2 separate regions of the Homo sapiens genome follow, and region 1 is linked to region 2. A link is an interaction called in ENCODE POLR2A ChIA-PET data of the cell type or tissue named here. Cell type or tissue: Caco-2. All regions are shown on one strand. Links, peaks and the distances in the headings refer to the core of each region. The heading gives the core; the rest is flanking DNA.

Region 1 (2,915 bases), core at 262-2,761, 140 kb after region 2:
TGGAAAATATAGGAAAATATAATAATTTTTTATTTAAAAAATTAAGGGGTAGACCAAAAGGTCCAATTTAGCTGACAAAATAGGAGTCCCAGAGAGAAGGAACAGAGGAAATGAAGAGAATAAAGACAGCAGAGCAATCATTCAAGATTTCCTAGCACAGGACATAAATTTCCAGAATGAAAGAATTCACCAAGTGCCAATCACCATGGGGAAAAAGGGCATATCCTCGGCCGGGCGCAGTGGCTCACACCTGAAATCCCAGCACTTTGGGAGACCGAGGCAGGTGGATCATGAGGTCAGGAGTTCGAGACCAGCCTGGCCAAGATGGTGAAACCCGTCTCTACTAAAAATACAAAAATTAGCTGGGCGTGGTGGCGGGTGCCTGTAATCCCAGCTACTTGGGAGGATGAGGCCAGAGAATTGCTTGAACCTGGGAGGCGGAGGTTGCAGTGAGTTGAGATTACTGTAGCCTGGGCGACAGAGCAAGACTCTGTCTCACAAAAAAAAAAAAAAAAAAAAAAAAAAAGGCACATCCTCAGGCCAATGGTGATAAAGATCCTGCAAACTTCCACAAAGAAAATTTAAAAATTAATAGTAAAAAATAATAGAGATAAAAGATAAGGAATCCAAATGGCATCAAATTGCTTAACAGCACCACAGGAAACATAAGAAGACAATGCAAGAATGAAAAACCTCCACATTTTGAAAGCCTGGAGCTGAGATCATGTCATAAGATGGTGCGGCCACAAATAGTCAGAGCTGCCTTTCTGACCAGCATTAGATAATGAGAGCAAGAGCCTTTGTTGTTTTTACACCAGTGAGATTTGGTTTTAACCTAACCCAGTGGATCTCTAAGTGTGGTCCATCAGCACCACCTGGGAACTGCGAATCCTCGGCCCCCACCTCAGGCCTAATACAACAGAAACTCTAGGGGTGGGACTCTGCAATCTGTGTTTTATCAGATGATTCTGATATGCAGGGAAGTTAGAGCACCAGCAACCCAGGGGATCCAGAGACAGAGAATAACTTAAGCAATTAAGTAATTGTCCTGAACACACACACATCCTGTGACCTAACGCTCCTATTTTTAAGTAAATACATTAGAGAGAAGATGACACAAATAGACTTGGGCGCTGGATGTTCACTTGCAACATTGTTTACAATAGAGAAAAAGCAAAACAAAAACAAAAATAAAAACAAAACCCAACCCAACTACCCCTCAACTAGGAGATGGAAAAATTAACTGTGGTTTACTTACATCATGGAAAACTATTCCGCAGTATAAAAGAAGACAACCTACATATATCAACATAGATAAATCTCAAAAACAGTGTTCAGTGGGGAAAAAGCAAATTACAAAAAGGAGTAGGATATCATTTATGTATAACTTTACAATATAAAAAATGTCTATAACACAGTATCGTTTGCGCTTTCACGCATTGTTTAAAAATGTGAAACATACAATTGTAGGATACAGTCTAACTTCAGGAGAGCAGAGAGAGGGAGGTGGGGTCTTTCTGTCTCTAAGTCTTCATAAAGAAAGGGAGAGCTGACAAGAATAAGACAAAAGATTAACATCTAGATACATAGATAACTCTGTTCCTTTTTAAAGTTTTGACTGTTTCACAATTGGAATGCTTAAACAAATTATATAGCTGCAAGGATTAGGAAGTGCTCTAAGACAATCAGGCAGAAAGAGGAGGAGCTGGGGTTTTTTTGGCAAAGGTGGGCGGGGGGAAGCTCCTTACCGGAGGTAACTTCAATACCTGAAAGAAAGGGCAGGCCTTGGAAAGATCTGAGAGAAAGGCTTTCCAGACTGCAGGAAAAGCCAGTGTGAACAGCCAGAGGCAGGAAGGAGCCTAGCTTGCTTGCTGAGGAATGAAATCAAGTCCTGATGGTCGGAGCTAAGGGAGCCCAGGGCCAATAGGGGTGGAAGGGATGGGTCAGAACACAGACGGCCTTGGAACTCAGATGGGGGATGTGGATTTTATTCTAAACACCATGGGATGCCGGTTGAAGGGTTGTAAGCAGGAGTGTGATATGATCTTTGCTTTATAAAAAAAATCTCTCTGCCACTGAATTTACACTAGAGGTGGGTAAGTGAAGAAAGAAACCAGTTAAGAAAATCCTGCACATTGCTAGCTGAGAGAAACAGGAGAGCGATGTGGCTTGGTGGTGGCAGTGGAGGTAGCGCAAAGTAGTCAGATTCAAGATTTTTTTTTTTTTTTTTAGACTGTCATTCTGTCGCCCCGGCTGGAGTACAGTGGCGCCATCTCAGCTCACTGCAACCTCCGCCTCCTAGGTTGAAACAATCCTCTCACTTCAGCCTCCCAAGTAGCTGGGATTACAGACGCGTGCTACCACACCCAGCTAATTTTTGTATTTTTAGTAGAGACGGGATTTCACCACGTTGGCCAGGCTGGTCTCGAACTCCTGACCTCAAGTGATCCGCCCACCTCAGACCCCAAAATGCTGAGATTACAGGCATGAGCCACAGCGCCCGGCCTCAAGATCTATCTTGAATGTAGAGTTAACAGGACTGCTGACTGTTGGATGGGAAGTGGAGGGGTGTGGGATAACGGAGTCAAGGATGACTCCTGGGTTTTGGGCTTGAACAAATGCATAACCAGAGGTGCTGCTGAGTTGGGAAAGAATGAAAGAGGAGATGGTGTGGGTTCAGAAGGAGTTCCGTTTGGGCATGTTAAATTTGAGTTGCCTATTAAAATAGGCCAGTGAAGCTAATGAGTGGGCATCTGATAGATGAAACTAAAGATCAGAGAACTGTATGAGATCTTGGTGTATGAGATCTTGGAATCCACTGGATGGACATTTAAAGATATTAATTTTTGGCTCCCATTTTTCCTAAGAGCATAACCTCTATCACACCTGGAGACCATCTTCCACAATGTTTTTTT
Region 2 (2,915 bases), core at 129-2,628:
CTCGCTTCCTACCAACCTGTTTGTCCAAGTTGTAGAGCCTTAATGAGCTGAGCCCCTGGGTGCCCCGAGGATGCACAAATACCAAATGAACAGAAAGCATTTATTATTATGGTAATTGTGCTAAGATACCCTCTCCAGAGAGCTGTGAGCACTTTACAGACACAGTTCATTCATTCTCATAAGCAGACCCAGATGGACCACCCTGGGGGACAATCTGGCTGGGTCGAGTATGCCAAGTCAGCCTAGGAGAGATGGAGCAACTTGGGCTCACTAGGGTAGGGGCAGAATCCTACAACTCATGCATTCCACCCCTGCCCAGCCTGACACAGATCATGTTGTCTCTGAGAAGAAGCAACTCCTTCAGCCCTGTTGTCCTTGAAGACCAGTTCTCAGCCTGTATCAAGTTGATGGGAAAGGTTTTAATAAGACACAGCAAACCCCTACAGCTGTCCCTTGCAGCAAAACCCTCATGGCAGAGGTTCTTAAGGTGTAGTCCCAGAACCAGCACCAATGTAATTTGCATAATTAAAAATGCAAATTATCAAGCTCTATCCTAGATCTACTGAATCGGAAACTCCGGGGGTGTTAAGAAGCATGACTTTGATGCATGCTAAAGTTTGAGAACTACTTTCTTAGAGTAAATCCCAGTTATAGTTGCAAAGGTTATCTGTGCCTCCTGAAAGGCACTTTCTTCAGATGGAAAGAGCTAGATCGGCAGCTGCTTATTTACTGAGCAGTCAATATTCCCAGGCTGGAGAGTCCCCACCTAATACATCTCTATCATTTCATTTTACTGCCCAAGTATTCCCTGCATCTTAGGAGTGGATGGGACCATACAGCCAGTTATTTTATAATTAAAAAGAAGTGAAAGGACACAGACTTCCCAAATTCTTTGCTTGATGACACAAAGTTGGAGCTAAATCTCCCCTATGTCCTCTATGAAAGAGACCAAGGTCTCAACGGCAGACTGCTCCCAGCAGCTCAGAGTATGAGCCCTGCCACTTCCTGACCATTCACACCCCACCCCATCCAAACCAAAGGACGGCATTTAGTGGTCCTGTGCAGTGTTCCTCCAAGTGCTCATGGAAATGAGTTGGTTCACCTCCTCCATCAGCCCAGTAGCCCACCTGGAAAACCAGATTCTAGGCAGAAAGAGGGTGTCAGAGTTTCAGAGGAATGGCCAGGATCTCTCTCCTCAGGCAGGGCCAGAGACCCCACTCTTAGAATGTTCTAGGAGAAGCCCTGAACTGGCAGCCAGGAGACCACGGTTCTAGTTCCTCTCTACCTCTTACCACCCATGTGACCTTGAGCCAGTTTTCTCATCTATAAATGGGGGTGACAGTTCCATGTCATAGAGTTGTTTTCAGTATTAACTGAAATCATGTACCTTGAACTACAAAAAACGGAGAGTGCTATGCAAATAAAGATCTTTATTATTCTGAGTCGCTGCTCTTTAAAGAAGACAAGTGAGGTCAGGAAAGCAGATGGAGACCACATCTGACCATCGGGTAAGGATTTATGCGTGAAACTGTCCCACTGATTGGAATGAAGACCCAGGAAGCGTGCTGCAGAGTGCATGGCAGCTCTGGGGACTGCCTGGCTGGTCAGCTGTCCGTGCTTCATTCTTCTCCTCCTCCCAGTTCAGAGATTCTGACAGATGGACCCAGGAATTGCTTCCTGGTTCAGCCAGTGAAATGGACGCAGTGAATAATCTACAGTTTACCCCTGAGCCAGTAAATCCAAACTCTTCTGCATTGTGTCATGCCGGGATCACAATAAATCTGGCATAAGACGGGACATAAAACATATCGGTATTTAGTTGATTTGTTAATTTAACTGTCAATGGAAATCAGATGTTGAGATTCACTGTGAAACGAAGTAGCAATTTGTGCCTCTGTCAGAAATATGGGTCTACAGTGTGATTCAGAAACCTCGCCCCAGCCTGGTGGGCATTTCGGGGATGCTGGTGGCCCTGAGAGATGCCAACAGCTTGGTGGCCCAGGCCTGGGTAAGGTCTGTCTCCCCATCCCCATGGCTGTCCACACTTGGACCAGCCCTGATTCTGCAGGATGCTGTAGGGAGTGGGTCAGGGGTGTGAATGAGCTGTGGATCTCTGAAAATAAAGCAGACTGCATTCAATTGGTACCTTCCTGTGGATCTTTTTTTCCCCTCTGAAAATAGACGCAATCCTCACCCTGCCTGCTTCCTGGATTGATTGAGAGAAACTAATGAGATAGTGGACATGAAAGGGCTTGGAAGAGTTTTGTGAATAGAAATACAGGTCATGTATTGGAATAGAAACAGGGTGAATTGGGGTCGTCAGAATGTAAGCATCAGCCTAGGAAGGAAAAAGAAGGACTGACTCACTCATGCTTCTTTTAGAGAAATTTACTTCCTTTTTTTGATTGTAAAAGTTATATATGTCCATTATAGGACACAGAAATTCAGAAAGGTTTAGAAAAGAGAGCTCAAAGCATTCATAATCCTCTCCCTTAGAGATAACTATGGTTAACAATTTGACATACATTCCTTCTAGTTTTCCTTTCTGTGTATATAAATGGATTTTGCTATGCTGTTCCAACAGTCTTAGATACAGGTGCATTGGGCTTGTTTGGTTGGCTGGTTGGTTTTCTTTTTAGTTAATTTATTATGAAAATTTTCTCATGTTAATAAGGGTTCTTCAAAAACACCCTTGTGTGACACAGGGGTACGAGCTTTTATTACTGTTTCCCTGTCTGTGGGGATGTTGTTTCTTTGTTTTTGCTTTCATGGTATTATAATCTGCTATGAGTTTTTTTAGATCTAAGCGTCTGATAACTCTATTTCCTCAAGGAAGTTTCCTAAAAGTGGAACCTTGGGGTTCAAAGGTCTTAAATACAAAGTTTTTAAGGTTCTTAAAACATACTGCCAAACTT

What was found. Peaks named below come from ENCODE experiments on the same cell type or tissue, not always from the same donor. Only the 100,000 strongest peaks of a DNase experiment are listed, where the experiment ranks them.
Region 1: POLR2A ChIA-PET joins it to region 2 with 10 read pairs; 2 of 35 experiments call an interaction of 5 or more read pairs at or near these places.

What each region holds. Positions count from the first base shown.
Region 1 is chr2:29,201,097-29,204,011 of GRCh38, reverse strand. All of the region lies in intron 26 of ALK (ALK receptor tyrosine kinase), which reads left to right. Among named protein-coding and RNA genes, the nearest start is that of CLIP4, 87 kb to the right of the region's middle. In Caco-2, for the core only: no CTCF peak of the experiment used is centred there; a DNase peak (open chromatin) is centred at 1,814.
Region 2 is chr2:29,345,548-29,348,462 of GRCh38, reverse strand. All of the region lies in intron 5 of ALK (ALK receptor tyrosine kinase), which reads left to right. The region is part of intron 3 of LOC101929386 (a long non-coding RNA gene); the gene reads right to left. Among named protein-coding and RNA genes, the nearest start is that of CLIP4, 230 kb to the right of the region's middle. In Caco-2, for the core only: no CTCF peak of the experiment used is centred there; no DNase peak of the experiment used is centred there.